Regions from separate parts of the Homo sapiens genome. Here region 2 is linked to region 1. A link is an interaction called in ENCODE POLR2A ChIA-PET data of the cell type or tissue named here. Cell type or tissue: Panc1. All regions are shown on one strand. Each heading gives the region's core, and the rest is flanking DNA. Links, peaks and the distances in the headings are about the cores only. Region 1 overlaps PFKFB4 (6-phosphofructo-2-kinase/fructose-2,6-biphosphatase 4). Region 2 holds the start of SPINK8 (serine peptidase inhibitor Kazal type 8 (putative)).

Evidence for each region. ChIA-PET counts read pairs that join two places held together with the same protein. Peaks named below come from ENCODE experiments on the same cell type or tissue, not always from the same donor. Only the 100,000 strongest peaks of a DNase experiment are listed, where the experiment ranks them.
Region 2: POLR2A ChIA-PET joins it to region 1 with 10 read pairs; 2 of 35 experiments call an interaction of 5 or more read pairs at or near these places.

The regions. Positions count from the first base shown.
Region 1 is chr3:48,527,135-48,536,973 of GRCh38, forward strand. PFKFB4 (6-phosphofructo-2-kinase/fructose-2,6-biphosphatase 4) reads right to left here. Exons shown (of 14, transcript NM_004567.4): 8 at 9,122-9,329; 9 at 8,378-8,524. Among named protein-coding and RNA genes, the nearest start is that of MIR6823, 18 kb to the right of the region's middle. In Panc1, for the core only: no CTCF peak of the experiment used is centred there; no DNase peak of the experiment used is centred there.
Region 2 is chr3:48,330,880-48,340,718 of GRCh38, forward strand. It overlaps SPINK8 (serine peptidase inhibitor Kazal type 8 (putative)), which reads right to left and starts at 2,782. Exons shown (of 8, transcript NM_001080525.3): 1 at 2,656-2,782; 2 at 1,487-1,592. RefSeq lists a silencer at 3,127-3,327. In Panc1, for the core only: no CTCF peak of the experiment used is centred there; no DNase peak of the experiment used is centred there.

The DNA of each region.
Region 1 (9,839 bases), core at 629-8,628:
GCATGGCCCCGCTGACGCCTTGATTTCAGACTTCTAGCCTCCAGAACTGTGAGAGAATCAATTCATGTTGTTTTAAGCCACTCACCTGTAGTGCTTTGTTACGGCAGCCCTAGTAAACTAATACTTTTTTTTTTTTTAACATTTAGTGGTTTTTTTTTTTTTTTTGAGACAGTCTTACTCTGTCACACAGGCTGGAGTCCAGTGGTGTGATCTTGGCTCACTGCAGCCTCAAACTTCCCAGGCTCAGGTGATCCTCCCACCTCAGCCTCCCAAGTAGCTGGGACTACAGGTGTGCGCCACCACACTTGAATACTAACACATATTTTGGTACCAGGAGGTGAAGTGCTGCTGGCTGCTGTAATAAAGAACTAAAAATGTGGAAGTGGTTATGAAATGGGATAGTGGGTAGAGGCTGGAAGAATTTTGTGGTGCATGATAAAAAGCTTAGACTGTCTTGAAGAGACTGTTAGTAGAAATTTAGACATTAAAGATTATTCTGGTGAAGGCACAGAAGGAAGTGAAGAGGATGACAGAGAAAGCGTCCATCATCTTTTTTTTTTTTTTTTTTTTTGAGACAGGGTCTCACTCTGTTGCCCAGGCTGGAGTGCAGTGGTGCAATCTCAGCTCACTGCAACCTCTGCCTCCCATGTTTAAACAATTCTCCTGCCTCAGCCTCCTGAGTAGCTGGGATTACAGGCACAGGCCACCATGGCTGGCTAATTTTTTGTATTTTTAGTAGAGACGGGGTTTCGCCATGTTGACCAGGCTGGTCTCGAACTCCTGGCCTCATGTGATCTGCCCATCTCGGCCTCCCAAAGTGCTGGGATTACAGTCATGAGCCACTACGCCCGGCCAGCTTCCACCATCGTAAAGAGCACATATATCATCATGAAAAGAACGTTGATAGAAATATGAACATTAAAGGTGCCTCTGTGAGCCCACAAGGGGAAATGAGGTACCTTTTCCTGGACCCTAGAGAAAAGGTAATCCATGTTATAAAGTGGCAGAGAATGTGGCTAAACTGAGTTCCCATGTTGGACGGCTACAACCAAGACTGATGGTAACAAGCGCAGGCGGGTATGTGGAGAAATCAGAGCCCTCACACACTGCGGGAGGGAATGTGAGATGGCGAAACAGTGTGGCAGTTTCTGAAAAGGTTGAATGTATAATTACCATATGACCCAGCAATTCTACTCCTAGCGTACAGTGAGGAGAAATAAAAATATAAGTCCGCACAAAAACTTATGCCGGATGCGGTGGCTCATGTCTGTAATCCCAGCACTTTGGGAGGCCAAGGCAGGTAGATCTCTTGAGCCCAGGAGTTTGAGACCAGCCTGGGCAACATGATGAAACCCCATCTCTACAAACAAATACAAAAATTAGCTGGGTGTGGTGGCGAGTTCCTGTAGTCCCAGCTACTTGGGAGACAGAGGTGGGAGGATTGCTTGAGCCCAGGAGATGGAGGCTGCAGTGAGCTAAGATCGTGCTACTGCACTCAGCCTGGGCAACAAAGCAAGACCCTGTCTCAAACAAACAAACATAGAAAACACCTTGGACATGAATGTTCACAGCAGCATTATCCACATAGCCCAAAAGTGGCAACAACTCAAATGCCCATCAACTGATGAATGGATACATAATGTGTGGTATATTTATATAATAGGATGTTATTTGGCAATGTAAAGGAATGAAATACTGCTACATGCTACACGAATAAACCTTGAAAACATTAGTGGTAGCTTAAGGCAGAAGGAAGGGTTAGAGGGAAATGGGAAGTGACTGTTGATGGGCACAGGATTTCTATCTGGGGTGATGAAATGTTCTAAAACTGATTGTGGTGATGGTTGCACAACTCTGAACACACTAAAAACCACTGAACTGTATACTTATTTATTTATTTATTTATTTATTTATTTTTTTAGAGACTGAGTCTCGCCTTGTCTCCAAGGCTGGAGTGTAATGGCACGATCTCAGCTCACTGCAACCTCCACCTCCTGGGTTCAAGTGATTCTCCTGCCTCAGCCCCCCGAGTAGCTGGGATTACAGGTGTGCGCCACCACAAATGGCCTGAACTGTATATTTTAAATGGGTGAATTCTATGGTATATGAATTATATCTCAATAAAGCTATCATTTTTTTAAAGGAACTATAAGGCAATAAATTGTGGATTAAACTAAGAAAAAGTCATAATGTTGGAATAGAAGACAAGCCCAAGGCTGTTTATCAGAAGATAAACATGGAAAGATGATTAATGGATCATAAAAACTGTAATAGTTTCAAAACTTGAAAGATGAAGGAAATCCACAAGCATCTTGGAAAATAATCAGATTAACTTCAAAGGAAAAAAACTGGGGTGGCTGCAGGCTTCTCTGCAAAACTGAATGTTAGCATCAAATCTATATATTTGGAGGGAAGACACTGTCCTATAACCTGCCTCAGGTAGCTGCTGTTTGTGTGAGAAAGAAATCAGTGGCTGGATAACCCCCACCAAGCACAAAATGGGTTAAATGAGCTACAAAATGAGTTATAAAAATTGCTTACTTTTTTGAAAGAGATTATCAATTCTGAAGAGAAAGAATAGATAAAAAATAAAACCACAACTTGAGTTCAGGAGTTTGAAACCAGCCTGGGCAATATGGTGAAGCCCCATCTTTACAGAAAATACAAAAATTAGCCAGGCGTAGTGTTGCACACCTGTGGTCCCAGCTACTCAGGAGGCTGAGGTGGGAAGATGGCTTGAGTCCAGGAGGCGGAGGTTGCAGTGAGCTGAGATGGTGCTACTGCGCTCCAGCCTGGGTGACAGAGCCAGACCCTGTTTCAAAAATAAAATAAAATAGGCCAGGCATAGTGGCTCATACCTGTAATCCCAGCACTTTGGGAGGCCAAGGCGGGTGGATCACCTGAGGTCAAGAGTTCAAGACCAGCCTGGCCAACATGGTGAAACCCTGTCTCTACTAAAAATACAAAAATTAGCCAGGCATGGTGTCTCACAACTGTAGTCCCAGCTACTCGGGAGGCTGAGGCACGAGAATCACTTAAACCCGGGAGGTAGAGGTTACAGTGAGCTGAGATTGCACCACTACACTCCAGCCTGGGAAACAGAGTGAGATTTGGTCTCAAAAAATAAATAAATAAATAAAAATAAAATAAAATAAAACCATGATGCTGTACTCTGCCCAATTACATCGAAAAAACAGAGCAAAAAGGAAATGAATGGCAATAATACAACATCATCTTTCCCAACAGAAGGTCAAAAATTATTTTCCTGTGACAGTATGAGCTTTGTTAAGTATATTTCAATTATGTGCATCCAGCCTGAGAATGTCTTTGAAAAGCTTTAAGGTAAAGACTATTGGAATAAAAACATTGCCTACCTTTCAAATAACAAAAAAGATCATATCTACACAGAAAAATTGGAATAAAGAGAAAATTCCAAGGTATTGAAAACAAGATCAAACATACCAGTAATGATAATAATAAACCTAAGTGGTTGCAGATGCCTTGATGAAAAAAGCTCTTGGGCTAGGCTAAAACTCAAAGCAAGTATATGCTTTTGTTTTGTTTTGTTTTGTTTTCTTTTCTTTTGTTTTTGAGACAGAGTCTTGCTCTGTCACCCAGGCTGGAGTGTAGTGACATATCTTGGCTCACTGCAACCTCCTCCTCCTGGGTTCAAGCAATTCTCCTGCTTCAGCCTCCCACGTAGCTGGGATTACAGGCATGCGCCACCACGCTCAGCTACTTTTTACATTTTTAGTACAGACAGGGTTTCACCATCTTGGACAGGCTGGTCTCAAACTCCTGATGTCAAGTGATCCACCCACCTCAGTCTCCCAAAGTGCTGGGATTGCAGGCATGAGCCACTGCGCCTGGCCTATGCTCTTTATTCTAAAGAAAATGATACAAAAATGTTAAAAATAAAAGGGAAAAAATATAATAAAAAAATATGGACAGGTTGGGCATGGTGGTTCATGCCTGTAATCCCAGCACTTTGGGAGGCCAAGGAAGGAGATCACTCGAACCCAGGAGTTCAAGACCACCCTGGGCAACACAGCAAGACCACATCTCTAAAAATTTTTTAAATTTAGGACAGGGGCAGTGGCTCATGACTGTAATACCAGCAATTTGGGAGGCCGAGGTGGGATCACCTGAGGTCAGGAGTTCAAGACCAGCCTGACCAACATGGAGAAACTCCGTCTCTACTAAAAATACAAAATTAGCTGGGCTTGGTGGCTCATTCCTGTAATCCCAGCTACTCGGGAGGCTGAGGCAAGAGAATCACTTGAACCCGGGAAGCAGAAATTTTTTTTTTTTTTTTTTAATTTTGAGAGGGAGTTTTGCTCTTGTTACCCAGGCTGGAGTGCAGTGGCGTGATCTCAGCTCACCACAACCTCCGCCTCCCAGGTCTCCAACTCCTGACCTCAGGTGATCTGCCCACCTTGGCCTCCCAAAGTGCTTGGATTACAGGCATGAGCCACCGCACCCGGCCAAAAAAAAATTTTTTTTTTAAATTTAGCTGGGTATGGTGATGTGTGCCTGTAGTCCTAGCTACTCGGGAGGCTAAGATGGGAGGATTACTTGAACCTGGGAGGTCAAGGCTGCAGTGAGCCATGATGGTGCCATTGCACTCCAGCCAGGACAACAGAGCAAGACCCTGTCACTTAAAAAAAAGAAAAAATATATGGACAGAAAGCAGGAATAACAAATCAAAACCAAGATGCAATACCACACCCATTAGGATGGCTACTATTAAAAAAAGAAAAGAAAAGAAAACAACAAGTGTTGACAAGGATGTGGAGAAATTGGAACCTGTGTGTACTTCTGGTAGAAATGTAAAATGATGCAGCTGCTATGGGAAACAGTACAGCAGTTCCTCAAAAAAATAAAAACAGAGGCCGGGTGCGGTGGCTCACGCCTGTAATCCCAGCACTCTGGGAGGCCGAGGCGGGTGGATTGCCTGAGGTTGGGAGTTTGAGACCAGTCTGGCCAACATGGTGAAACCCTGTCTCTACTAAAAATACAAAAAAAATTAGCTAGGCATCGTGGTGTGGGCCTGTAATCCCAGCTACTCAGGAGGCTGAGGCAGGGGAATTGCTTGAACCAGGGAGGTGGAGGTTGCAGTGAGCTGAGATCATGCCACTGCCCTCCAGCCTGGGCGACAGAGCGAGATTCCGTTTCAAAATAAATAAATAAATAAATAAATAATAAAAACAGAATTACCATAGGATCTGGCAATTCCACTTCTAGGTCTATACCAAAAAGAATTGAATTGAGAGCAGGGTCTCAAAGAGACATTTGTATCCATGTTCACAGCTGCATTATCCACAATAGCTAAAAAGTGGAAGCTGTCCAAGTGTCCATTGGCAGATGAATGGATACACGAAATGTGGTATACAATAGAATCTTATTCTGCCTTAGAAAGGAAGAAAATTCTTAAGGCTGGGTGTGATGGTTCACATTTGTAATCCTAGCACTTTGAGAGGCCAAAGTGGTAGAATCGCTTGAGGCTAGGAGTTTGAGACCAACCTGGGCAATATAGTGAGCCTCCCTTCTCTACAAAAAATAAAAAAATTATCTAGGCATGGTGGTGTGCACTTGTTAGTCCCAGCTACTAGGGAGGCAAGAGAATCGTTGAGTCTAGGAGTTTGAGGCTGCAGTGATTTCCACATTGCACTGTAGCCTGGGTGACAGAGTGAGATGCTGTCTTAAAAAATAAACAGGAAGGAAACTCTTGCACAAGCTACAACATGGATGAACCTTGAGGATATTATGCTAACTAAAGTAACCAGTTACAAAAAGACAAATACTATATGATTTCACTTATATGAGGTATATAAAGTAGTCAAAGTCATAAAGACAGAAAGTGGTTGCCAGGGGCTGGGAGTAGCAAATAGAGTTATTGTTTTTCTTTTTAAAATTTTTTTAGAGATGGGGTCTCACTATGTTGTCCAGGCTGGAGTGCAAGGGCCAATCGTGAATGAAATCATAGCACACCACAGCCTCAAACTCATGGGCTCAAGCAATCCTCCCACCTCAGCCTCCCAAGTACCTGGGACTATAGGTGTGAGCCAGCACATCTGGCTTGAGTTATTGTTCAGTGGGTACAGAGTTTCTGTTTTACAAGATTAAAAGAGTTCTGGAGATGCATGGTGGTGAGAGTTGCATAACAATGTAAATGTACTTCATACTCCTGAAACGTACACTTCAAAACAGCTATGATGGTAAATTTTATGTTATGCATATTTTACCACAGTAAAAAAAAATGGAAAAACAAAAGCAGGGGTGGTAATATTCAAATTAGTCAAAGTATATATCCACAGAAAAAGCTTTTCATATTGAAATGGGAACCACCCATAATAAAGACCAAGCCATGATGGAGCAACTGGTACCAGATTTGCTCTGGCCCCAACAAAAACAACTATTATTAAAAAAGGACAAATTGGCAGGGCGCTGTGGCTGACACCTGTAATCCTAGAACTTTGGGAGGTTGAGGTGGGTGGATTGCCTGAGGTCAGGAATTCAAGACCAGCCTGGCCAACGTGGTGAAACCCTGTCTCTACTAAAAATACAAAAATTAGTTGGTGTGGTGGCGGGTGCCTATAATCCCAGCTACTCTGGAGGCTGAGGCACAAGAATCGCTTGAACCCGGGAGACGAAGGTGGCAGTGAGCCGAGATCGTGCCATTGCACTCCAGCCTGGACAACAGGAGCAAACCTCCGTCTCAAAAAAATAAATAAATAAAGGGACAAATCAAACAACTGTTTTTAGACACGAGACTAGGCAGGACTGTGATCCTTGAGAGAAGGGAAGCAAGCTGAGGGGAGGAGGCAGCAGCTTACTGCCCAGAGGCACTTCCTGGACTGCAGAGCCAAGCATAATGAAGAAATAATGGAAGATTCAAAAAAGGAACAAAATGAAATTCCTGGAGCTTCAAAACACCACATCTGATATGAAAAGTTCACTGGATGGGTTTAATAAAAATGCAGAAGTAAAGATAAGTGAATTTGAAGACATAGCAGTAGAAACTATCTAAATTAAAGCTCGGAAGGAAAAAAAGACAGAGAAGAAATGAACAGAAGAAATTAAAAAACCAGAAGTTCAGTGACCTGTGGGATGATACCAAACAGTCTAACACACACAGAGTGGGAGTCCAGGATGGGAGAAGGGGTGGCAGAAAATACCTTTGAAGAAATGATGGCCAACAATTCTTCACATTTTATATTTAGAAACCCAGAAATCCGAGAATCTCAATAAACCCCAAGGATGATAAACATAAAGAAAACCATACTGAGATACATCATAATCAAATTGCTAAAAATCAGCAATAAAGAGAAAATATTCCAGCCTAGGCAACATCATGAGACTCCGTCTCTACAAAAATTAGAAAAGATTAGCCTGGCATGGTGGCAAGTGCCTGTAGTCCCAGCTAGTCAGGAGGTTGAGATGGGAGGATGGCTTGAGCCCAGGAAGTTGAGGCTACAGTGAGCTATGATTGCACCACAGCACTCCAGCTTGGGTGACAGAGTAAGATCTTGTCTTGAAAAAAAAAAAAAAAAGAAGAAAAGAAAATATTAAAGGCAGTCAGAGAAAAAGGAGGTAACATTATATCCAGAAGAGCAAAGATGAGAATGACAACAGACTTCTCTTAGAAACAATGCAACCCAGAAGTCAGCAGAAGAGCATTTTTTTTTTTTTGAGACAGAACATCACTCTGTTGCCCAGGCTGGAGTGCAGTGGCACAATCTCAGCCCACTGCAACCTCTGTCTCCTGGGTTCAAGCAATTCTCCTGCCTCAGCCTCCCGAGTACGTGGGATTACAGGTACCCACCACCATGCCTGGCTAATTTTTGTATTTTCAGTAGAGATGGGGTTTCACCATGTTGGCCAGGCTGGACTCAAACTCCTGACTTGAGGTGATCCGCCCGCCTCAGCCTCCCAAAGTGCTGGGATTACAAGGGTGAGCCACCGCACCTGGCGAGAACAGCATCTTTAAAGAGACAAAGGCCGTGCTGGTTCACCTCATTTGTGTCTCCAGATCCCTGGGAGGTTGGCTATGGCTGACTGCAGCTACCAAGCTCCCGTGGCCGCTGATTTCTTGTTGAGCTAGACCATGAGGAACCCTAGCAGGAGGCCACAGGGAGGGAGGAGAGTGAGGTTGAGGTGTCAACTCCCAGGCTCACTCCTGAGAATGGTCTAGGGCTCACCCAAGGTCCCATCCTGTTAGGCTGCCTTTTCCTCTCTGCTCCCAGCCCCTAGGTTCCTGTATCCTTTCTCTCTCCTCTCCTTTGCCCAAGGGGAGCAATGGTCACTGTTGTTACAATATGATGCAGCAGCCCTGCGGTATCTGGGAGGTAGACAGGGAGGGAGGGACGGTAACTACCGCATCGATCTCGTTGAGGACCTTCCACTGTTCATAGGGCACACCCAGTGCCTCAGCCGTCTGGATTGTCCTCTTCATCTGGCTTGTCCAGACCTTCAGATCCTTGATATTTTGGTCACTGATGAACTGGGCTAGACTCTTGGCAAACTGAAATACATCATAAGCAAACTCAGACCCACAGGTCTTGGGCTGCCCTTAAAGCATCCCATAGCCGCAGGGTCCATGAGATCACCCTCGCCTTGAACACTCACTACAGGTTTGGTAAAAAGCATGAACTAACTTGTCGATGACACACATGCTGACACACAAGAACACAAGTGCTGTTCCTGTGCACCCTCCCAGACCCTGAGCACAGCAGCACAGTTACAGCTGAGACTCATCAGGGCCACTGCCTCCCCACAACCAGGTGCCCTGTGCTACGTGACCACTGAGGTCTCCCCTGGACTGTGGCACAGCTATCTGCTACACTGTATGGACTCAGGTCGCTCTAAGGGTGGCATGCCTCTGACAAAAGGGGCTCAGTGAGTGACAGCTCACATGGAAACCAGAGATCCAGGCATTTGCCTGTTGCTTGATGACCTTCCCTACATGATGGGAAGATTCTAGGTTGAATGAAGGTCATTCACCTCGACTGCACATTAAAAGAATGGGAGCCTAGCCCCAGCGCACTCACACATGCATATACCCAGCCACGCAGGGTACAAATGCAGGCCCGTGTGCGCACGCAGGGACACATGCACTGACCTCCCTGCCCCGAGGGGACAGTCCTGGGTCCCCGCCAATCCGGCCCTTGAGGTTGAGCTCGCTCTCCCCGTGCCGGCAGAGGTAGATGGAGCGGGGGGTCACGTGGATGTTCATGAGGTAATATACGATGCGGCTCTGGATGTGGTCAGCCACACGGTTCACCACGTAGCTCTGGCCCACATCCATGATCTTGATATAGGACAGGTCCCTGTCCAGAGAGAAAGTAGAAAGAGGCCTGTGAGCGTGGCCAGGGTTCTCACAGAGCACATCTGGCTAGCCACGGAATCTAGCTGCGAGGCCTTGCACTTCCAACCACCAGAGATTACAACCCTCAGGACCGTCAGCTGGTGTGCGAGTGATGGGGGTGAGGCGGGAGCAACACAGTGCGTGTGACGCACAGGCAAACCCTGTGGGAGACGGGAGATGGGAGGTGCTCGTCACTCATCATGCTTCCCAAAGGTGACATCCAAAGTGGGGGGTCCGCCATACCACATCATGACTTTCTCCGCTGCTCATGTGTCCCTGGGGCCCCTGTTGGCCTATCTCCGCACTCTCAATACACTGTCTGTAAGTTGAACCAAGAGACAGTTTTCCCGAGGGTTGTTGACTTGGGAGTAGCTGGCAAACGCTCCACGCCCTCACTCTTCCTGGTCAGCTGTACAAGGACCTGGCCTTTCCTTCCCCAGTGACCTCCTCCCACTAGAGCCCAGTCCTGGTC
Region 2 (9,839 bases), core at 990-8,989, 200 kb before region 1:
GCTGTTGGGGGGATTGGCTGACAACTGCTCTAACTGCTTCCTGCTCAACTGGGGCATAGTAGGGGTCGTGCAGTTGAGATTTCCTAGGGAGGGGTGCCTTTGATGTCATCAATATCACAGCATGGGCTAGCAGGCCGGTCCAAGGATCCCTGGTAGATCTTAGTCAGGGACTGCATCTGGGGCTCCATTTGAAGAACATTTGTAGTTTTACAGCTTTGATTCTGGAAGAGACAAACTTAACAAGGAGGTTAAAGATACAGGGATTGAAATGTATGGCCTGAAGTTCAGGGGCATATGGGTGTGGGGCTGAAAGTGGGGTTTCCTTTAGAAAAACTCCTATAAGATGGGGCTTCAATATTTCCGGGAAGCCGCATTCTCCATAGAAGCTCTTGGTAAGGGGAGCTACTGGTAGTATAGCGGCACGGAGGGGATTACCCTATACTAGGGGGTCCTTCTATAAGCCTTTCTAATGGAGGGTCCTGCCTTGTGGCTCTTTGGCTTCAATATCTGCTTGGCGGTTCCCTTTCTATTTCCCTTTCCTTTCCTTTCTGATGACTCCTGCAGTGTAAGACTGCCACCTCTTTAGGTTTCTGTACAGCCAATGATAATCTTCTAATGGCTTCCTGATATTTGATAGGTGTTCCCTCAGAAGTTAGGAATTCTCTTTCTCTCCATATTGCTGCGTGGGCATGGAGGACTAGGTAAGCATACTTAGAGTCTGTATAGATATTTACCTTTTTTTCTTCTCCTAATTCTAGTGTATAATGGCCCCTGTTTTTGCTAGAATGTCTCTCCCTAACAAGGGAATGGGGCTTTCAGGCATAATTAGAAAGGTATGTGAAAATGGTAAAGTTCCCTAGTCACAACTTAGTGTCTGGGAGAAGTATCTAGTGACTGCCTGTCCTAGGACCCCTCGGATAGTGACAGATCTGGAGGACAGTTGTCTGGGACAGGAGAGTAAGACTGAGAAGGCCGCGCTAGTGTCCAGCAGACAGTTAACCTCCTGGCCCTCAGTGGTCAAGCATACCTGGGGAGGGTGATGCCAGGGGCTGGCGCTTGCCCCAGGCACCCTCAGTCCTGCTGCTGGATCATCTGGTTAGTGGCTTCTGACTCAGAGGACCTTCATCCCCTGGGGCAGTGGGCCTTCCAGTGATACCCTTGAAATAAGGGGCATGGATGAGGGGGTGGCTTATTTCTATTCGGACAATCTTTTTTAAAGTGTCCTTGTAGACCGCACTGGAATCAAATCCCTATTAGGCATTCGATTTGCCCAGCCTTTCACTTTTCCAGAGCCTCCAAAGTCCACTTGCCTGAAGGCCATGACTAAAGCGGTGGCCTTCTTTTTATCCCGTTTGTCCAGTTCTGCCTGCTCCTTCTGATCTCTATTATAAAAACTGAGGCCAAGTTCTTAGTTTAAGTTTTGTTCCAGGCCTAAGGCGGATTTTGAAGTTTTTTTCTAATGTCTGCAGCTGAGTGATAAACTTACCCTTTAAGATTAGTTGGCCTTCAATAGATCCAGATGACAGAGAGGTATGCTTCCTCAATGCCTCCCTTAGTCTCTCCAGAAAGGCAGTAGGATTTTCTTCCTTTCCCTGTGTTATAGTGGGCATCATTGAATAATTCATAGGCTTCTTCCTAGTTTTTCTTAGTCCTTCTAGCATGCAAGTTAGCAAATGTCTGCGGCACCAATCTCCACATTCTGATTCTGCGTCCCATTGAGGGTCTACACTGGGAACTGCCTGCTGGCCTGTGGGGAATCGTTCTCTTTCCTCTGTTGTCATCCTATCATTGACCTGACTGAGATACCAGAGATTGCCAAACTCTTGGGCTGCAGTTATAGCGGCACTTCTCTCATTTGGGGTTAGTATCTGATCTAGCAGTAACATTATGTCTCTCCATGTCAGATCAAAGGATTGTCCTAACCCTTGTAAAACATCAATATAGCCATCAGGGTTATTTGAGAATTTACCTAGGTCTATTTTAATTTGCTTCAAGTCTGAGAGGGAAAAAGGTACACACACTCTGGGCTGAATTCTCCTCCTCCCACCACTTCAAGGGGGCATAATCTGGGAATATTGGCACTCTTTGGTTCATTGTTTACCCCTTTCTCTATCTCCTTTGGCACCGTTTGTGTTGAAGGGGGGTCATTATTAGTTGGGGAAGGAGCCGGGGGAACGCCGGGGCAGGGGGGTAGATTCTGAGGGCTTCCTGTAGGGCATAAATCACACTTTTAACATAATTGTGAGTTGTCTCTTAATGAAAAGAAAGTTTGCACATATGGCACTTCGCTCCATTTGCCCTATTTTCTACAAAAGAAGTCTAGCTGTAAGATGGTGTTATAATTTATACTTCCCTTGGAGGGCATGTTTCTCCCTCTTGAAGAGGATATTGTGGCCAGGGGTACTGCAGAAGAATATAAGTCGTTTCTTTCTTAGCATCTGAGGGTCAAATTGGTCCTAATTCTCTAGAATACATCTTAGGGGCGTTTTTGCCTGGGAGGGGGGAACGTTTAAAAAGAACATAGGGATGCCAGCACCCCTAGTCATTTTCTGATGAGCATTAGTCCTAGAGCGTCCTCTGTGGTCCTAATGCTTATTCCTTTTCAGGGTGCGTAACCACCCACGGACCTCTGCTTATCAGATTAGTTACACTCACCGATGTAGCAGTCCTGCACCTGTTTTCCTGCCCTTCTTGACCACAAAGAAAGGGGTCTGGGCTGCTGGATTCTAGTGGTCCTTTACCAGCGTGCCTGACATTGCCTTTGCACTCAGGAGTGAGTTCTAGAGCTGGGCTGGGTTTCTGAGTATTTCATAACAACCCAGTTGCCCCATCAAGATGCATTTTCATAAACAACAGTTCTTATGCAAATTCGTTTCAGAGAGGGTGTAGGTAACCTTTTGAGTCAGGATTGAGATAGAGTTTTTGCCCACTAGGGCCTTTGTCCTTTTCCTTTGTAGGAATATGCCTTAATTATCGAACTTAAGATTTTGTTGCCCTGGATTAAGTCCTTTTGGGTACGAAATATGAGAGATGGCTCCTGTTTATCCTATGTGCCTTTTTCCTACGAGAAGGAGAGCGAGGAGAAAAAGATGGGCTTGCTCTTTTTGTAAGTACTTTAAGGCTTGGCTGAGTGCAAACAGCTCGCAGTTTGTGCAGACCAATTATGAGGCAATTCTCCTAACTCTGCTTCCACAAGAGTTTCCTTATCAATTACTGAATACCCATTGTGGTTTTTTCCTCAATCGCCTGGGAGGAACCATCTATCGTCCTATCCTAAAGGAAGTTCCTCCTAGGTCTGGTTGGACCTTTGCATGGCAATTAAGATTTAAATCCCCTGTTAGGAAATCTGCTGGGTTAAGGGAATTATCAGTGGTTGGTGTTAAATCACCTTTTTCTAACAGAATAGCCCCATACTTTAAGAATTTTGAGCTAGTAAGCTACCTTTTTTTTTTTTTTTTTTTGGTCTTAGGATTGTTCTGAACTGGTGAGGTGTGCTCACAATGAGGTTTCCTCTAAAGGTTATTTTTCTACTTTATTCTGTTAGCAAAGCAGTTGCCACTACAGATTGAATGCATTTGGGCCATCCACGGGTTACTGGGTTCAGGATTTTTGATAGGAAGGCTATGGGTTGTCAGTGGTCTCAGTGTTTTCGGGCTACGCCCTTGTTTACACTGACAACAAGGTAGTATTGGAGTATTATAGGGTCGTGGAGAAGACCTTTAATTATCAATTATAGGTTCTAAATTTACCTTGGCTTTTAAAGGAATAGGGTACACTGTTTTTTCTTTACTACCTCTCTCTTTCCCTTTTTTCTTTCTTTCTCTCTTTGACTTTCTGCCTCTTCCTCTCTCTGTCTGTCTTTTTTTAGATGGATTTTGGAAACGCAGTGGAAGGACGTTCACTTGTTGCCCCAGTTTGCCACTATAGGAACATGTGCCTCCCTTTAATTTACTCAAATTCGTTTTCATCCTGATCTATTATGTTGTTGTAGACTCAGTTCCAGTTGTTAAAATACTGGGTTATCAGTTCTAAGGGCCTGGCCAAGGAGCCAAGGCTTGGAGATTGTATTGCAGGGGGTAGTAAACTGGGTAGAAATTAGGGGAGGAGAGCATCTTACACAATGGGAGAGCGATCTTCCTAGCTATTTACAAACTTGGGGCCCTGGCAAGGGTGGTGGGGAATGGGTCCCACATAACAGCCCATGTTGACAGCTATATACCTAAATTGGGAGGGACACCAGGGGCAAGACTCCCTGGGTTCATAGCCTAGATATCTAAGGCCACAGCATAGAGCTTCCTTAGATCTCTTTGGAGATACAACTTGCTCTAATACTTGGGAGAGGAAATGAAAGTCTGAAGCATTAGTACCTAGGAGGCAGGGATTGGAGGAAGTAGATTCAGAGGTAAGGAGAATTTTTGGGGCTACACTTTCAAGAAAGTCATGGTCGGGACCCAGGAGGTATGGGTCAGAAGGAAAGGTAGGGGTGCACACGTGGGCAACTGTTGAGTAGAGACTTCTGGCTGCACCATGATCTCAACCAGCCAATGCCGGGAGTTCAGGACGACAGCTTTCTGCCTCTAGTCGGCCCTCGGCTTCCCCCCAGGAAATTGTGAAAGCGGAAGCTGGTTCCAGGCAGACCAACGCTCCTAACCCCAAAGGGTTGGGGGTTGTTAGAAAGCCTTTTCCCAGAAAGCCTCACAGCTGAGTCTTAAGTCCAGTGGCCATGCTAATCATTTTTAACTGGCTGACAGGTGCCCGGTATTTCCTCTGATTCTAAGGAAGGATAGGACAGGATAGCAAGCTAAAGTGGTTCAATATTACTCACCACTTTGGAGAATACCTGTACGGGCCAACAGCTGTTACCAGGCAGGTCTTTGTTCTTAGAGCTCCTGAGATGGTGGCAGGCCGCTCCCAAGATGGCGGCAAGCCTTTTGTTCTCTGACCTGGGGTTCTTGGCCTCACGGATTCCAAGGAATGGAAACTTGGGACATGCAGTGAGTGTTATAGCTCTATTAGAAGCCGTCGGTCACGGAAGAGAACCCTGGAACCCAGCGACTAGTGTTTAGCTCGATTAGGATGAACCCAGGCACTTAGCCATGCAGGGACAATGGCGAGCCTCTAGCCTGATTGGGAGTGGCAATGGGCACCTCGCTGGATCAGAAGCATAGCAGCCACCCTGCCCAATCCGGAGGTGTGGAAGCCAATGGTGGGTCAGCGACGTTGGCTTTCAGCAGTGGTGGAGAGTGAGTGAAAGCTCAGCTCGAGCCGGAACAAACATGGAACAGAAGAGTGTGCAGTTGCAAGATTTAATAGAGTGAAAACAGAGCTCCCATACAAAGGAGGGGACCCAAAGGGGGTTGCCTGCAAAACTGTCTTAAAAAAAAAGTTTAAATAGTTACAAATAACTCAATTACTGGCCTAGTTTAAATATTACTATTTTAAAATAAAAATCATTATCTTAGACATAACCCATGGAATTTACATTCTATGGCAATTTGATTTTACATTGTATATTTGAAAGCCACATGGATGAACTCAGTTAGAAATTGTATGTCATTTCTTTTTCTCCTTGAATGAACGTTTCATTCTGCTTTCTCCATGTAACTTTTATTTCAATGTTATGCTTGATGGTGAGTTACTGATCATGCTTTTCTACTTTTCATCATCAGAAATATGCAAATAAATGGATTTTTCAAAGTTCCTGGGATCATAGGATATAAAGTTTTAATCTGTTTCTCTTGAACTGAGTTATTATCACAGTTAGTAGTACATGTCAATCAAAACATAGGTATACTATAAAATTTGATAGTTATTTGATGTAGAGGTAGATTTATTTCTTTTCTTTTTTTTTTTTTTTTTGAGATGGAGTCTCACTCTGTCCCCCAGGCTGGAGTGCAGTGGTGCAATCTCAGCTCACTGCAACCTCCACCTCCCGGATTCAAGTGATTCTCCTGCCTTAGCCTCCTGAGTAGCTGGATTACAGGCACACGCCACCATGCCCAGCTAATTTTTGTATTTTTAGTAGAGATGGGGTTTCACCATGTTGGCCAGGTTGGTCTCGAACTCCTGACTTCGTGATCCATGTGCCTCAGCCTCCCACAGTGCTGGGATTACAGGCATGAGCCACCGCGTCCAGCGTAAGTATACATTTCTTACTGTGATGGATTGATTTGGTTTGGATCTGTGTCCCCACCAAATATCATGTGACATTGTAATCCCCAATGTTGGAGGTGGGGCCTGGTGGGAGGTGACTAGATCACAGCGGTGGTTTCTCATAGTTTAACACCATCCCCCTTGGTGCTGTTCTCCTGGTAGCAAGTTCTTGCAATAACTGGTTGTTTAAAGGTGTATAGCACCTCCCCATTCGTTCTCTTCCTCCTGCTCCAGCCATGTGAGATGCCTCCTTCCTGCTTTGCCTTCTGCCATGATTGTAAGTTTACTGAGGCCTCCCCAAAAGTAGAAGTCTATACAGCCTGTGGAACCATGAGCCAATTAAACCTCTTCTCTTTATAAATTACCTGGTTTCACGTATTTCTTTCTTTCTTTTTTTTTCTTGAGACGGAGTCTCACCCTGTCGCCCAGGCTGGAGTGCAGTGGCGCAATCTCGGCTCACTGCAACTGCCACCTCCTGGGTTCAAGCGATTCTCTTGCCTCAGCCTCCCGAGTAGCTGGGATTACAGGCATGCACCACTACACCTGGCAAATTTTTGTATTTTTAGTAGAGACACTTGGCCACCATGTTGGCCAAGCTGGTCTTGAACTCCTGACCTCAAGTGATCCACCCACCTTGGCCTCCCAAAGTGCTGGGATTACAGGCGTGAGTCACTGTGCCCGGCCACACATATTTCTTTAAAGCAGTGCCAGAACAGAGTAATACATGGTTGACGCTTGCTGATGCTTTTCAGTTAGTTTAAATATCTACCCTTGAATATTACTTGTTGCTAGAATGACTCAGGACTCAACATCAGTTCTATATTTATTCTTTGTTTTCCACACACTGAAAAATCATGTTTACAATAAGTAAGTAGACGGGAATTGAAAGAGTTTTATATAGCAGTGTCACTTAAGTCTTGGAAGTTCTTCCAAATTTTATACCAGAAATAACATTGTGATAGGCGAGTGAGGTCAGCAAGATGGCTTACACTAGAGTTGCCTGGCTCTTGTTCCTCCCCTACTTCCCGCCCCCAAAAAGGAAGCAAAACAATAAATAACCAACTATATTTTGTCTAGAGTGGTTGAGGAAGCGCATGTGAGAGCACCAGGAGAAGAGCGAAACTCTTGCAGAGCATGGGAGCCCAGGATAGGGCCATAGGGTGGGGAGTGAGGCATCTGCCTCTGCACACTGTCTCCCCTGCCAGGATCAGATGGGAGCCAGGGAGGACTTCTTCCAGGGAAAAGGTAAGCTGAAGACCCTTGGCTGTCCCCATCACCACCACAGATGCCAGAAGTCATTGCTACAGGAGTGTCCCCCAACTGCCCCTGTCCTCACGGGGCAGAGTTCAATGTGAACAGTTGCCAGGAGTCTGCATGGCTACATTATCCCAAAGCAGGAACCCCCTTGACATCCCCAATCCCCGTGACCTTAACGGCTAGCATGGGGCCATCTTGAAACGGGACCCCTATCTGTAGTGCGGCATACCTGGGGGCCAGTAGCCGCAAAACCCTCCATCCCTGAGGTCCTGCCGTAATTCCACTAAATTTACATGGGTACCTGCAGCACCAAAACCCTGGATGCCCAGAGTGTAGGTCCAAAGGAATGACTGGGATCCTAAGCCCAAACCCACAAGGCACACTATCACCCAGGGACACTGGCTGACCTACACCGCAGGGAGGCCCCTGCAGCCACTGGGCCCCAAGCACCCACTCTAGGATTGACAGCTGGCCTGGAGTTGGCCCTGAACCACCAGAGAGCATCTGTCACAGGCACTCACCTAGTCTCCTTGCCCGTGGCAGCTAGCCAGCCCACTTCCTCAGTCACAACAGTTGAAATATCCAGACAGAAAGTCAACAAAGAAATATTGGGCTGAAACTACACCGTATACAAAAAGGACCTAACAGACATTTATAGAATATTTCATTCAACAGCTGCAGAATACACGTTCCTAACCACACATGGACCATTCTCCAGGACAGATCATCACATTAGGAAGTAAGAAGTGTTCTCTGCTGAGCTAATCTCTTCAGTGAAACTCTCCCTGACTTAATACATATTTTATTCCATTATTTGATTCCCTTATCTTGCTTTATAGATCTCCATTTCAATGATCTCCACCAGAAATGTTATTGGGAATGCATTCATTCGTTGAGTGATTATTTCCACCTTTAGATGAATGGTAAGCTCTGGAAAGGAGTAAACTCTGTGGTTACTCCTGTTCTAGGCATCTTCTCTTGAGGTTTGAAATTAGGACACCAAAAGTTTGGTGACCTATAGGTGAACCGTGGCAATGGTAGAGGATTCATGCCCTAATTCTTACCCTTCTGAAACATGTCCAAATTTTTGTGCATCCTTACCCAACTCACCGCATATTTTACTTGTGCTAGGTTGAATGCTTGTGGATTCCTCAACACCAGGCAAAGTCCTTTTAAGAAAAGTTCTTAGCATAGTTTCCCTTTTATCTGCCTATCCAATGAAAGAGGCAAGCAGGTAGAAGCTCAGAAAGACAACGTTTGCCTCAGTTTACAGGCAATTTAGTCAGTGCTGCCTGACTGGTTTTTCAAATGAATGATACAGTCAAGAGCTTACTTAGCTTATTAAATGACAAAAATAATAATAATAATTACAAAGGCAGTATATAGAGAGTTGAAGAAAACATTTATTCAGTGCCTACTCTGGAATGGGCATGGTATCGTAAATGTTTATATGTATCATATATATTTAAATATTTTTTAAGCCGGGCACAGTGGCTCATGCTTGTAATTCAAGGCTTTGGGAGGCCAAGACAGGAAGATCACTTGAGGCCAGGAGTTCAAGATCAGCCTCGGCAACATAACAATACCCCTGTCTGTACAAAAAAATTAAAAAATTAGCCAGGTGTGGTGGTGTGTGCTTGTAGTCCCAGCTACTCAGGGAGGCTGAGGTTGGAGGATTGCTTGAGCCCACAAGTTTGAGGCTACAGTGAGCTGAGCTCACACCACTGTACTCCAGCCTGGGTGACAGAGAATGACCTTGTCTCAAAAAAATATATATATATTCATGTTAAATTTTATTAAAATATATGTATGCATACAAAATATAGGTACTTTGCATGCATATATTTTGTATGCATATATTTTAATAAAATTTAACATGACACATGAAATTATTACTAAAATTTAATATTTTAAACAATCACTTTAAATTCCCCAAGTACTAATCACTGAGAATCGAGAATGTCAGACCCTGAAGGTTGCTGAAATCTAATCCAAACCAGTCATTTGACACATGAAAAGAAAGTGAGGCTCTCCTGATGGGGCACTGGAAAGAAAATATTAAGACTAATTTTCCCTTACACGTGGCCAGGTTTCAATGAATCACAGAAAAATCTTAATTTACCTTCATTTGGCATGGTAGGCACCTCCAGGTTAGGACTTAAGATAGTGCGGGCCACACTTCAGAATCTCACATAAATAGACATGGTTAAGAATCATCTTTTTGTGCTAATACTTAGAATCCCCAGGAAAAACTCTGAATTCATCTCTTAGAAATCAGACTTTAGGCCGAGCGCAGTGGCTCATGCCTATAATCCTAGCACTTTGGGAGGCTGAGTCAGGGACGTCACTTGAGGCCAGGAGTTCAATACCAGCTTAGCTAACATGGTGAAACCCCATCTCTACTAAAATTACAAAAATTAGCCAGGCGT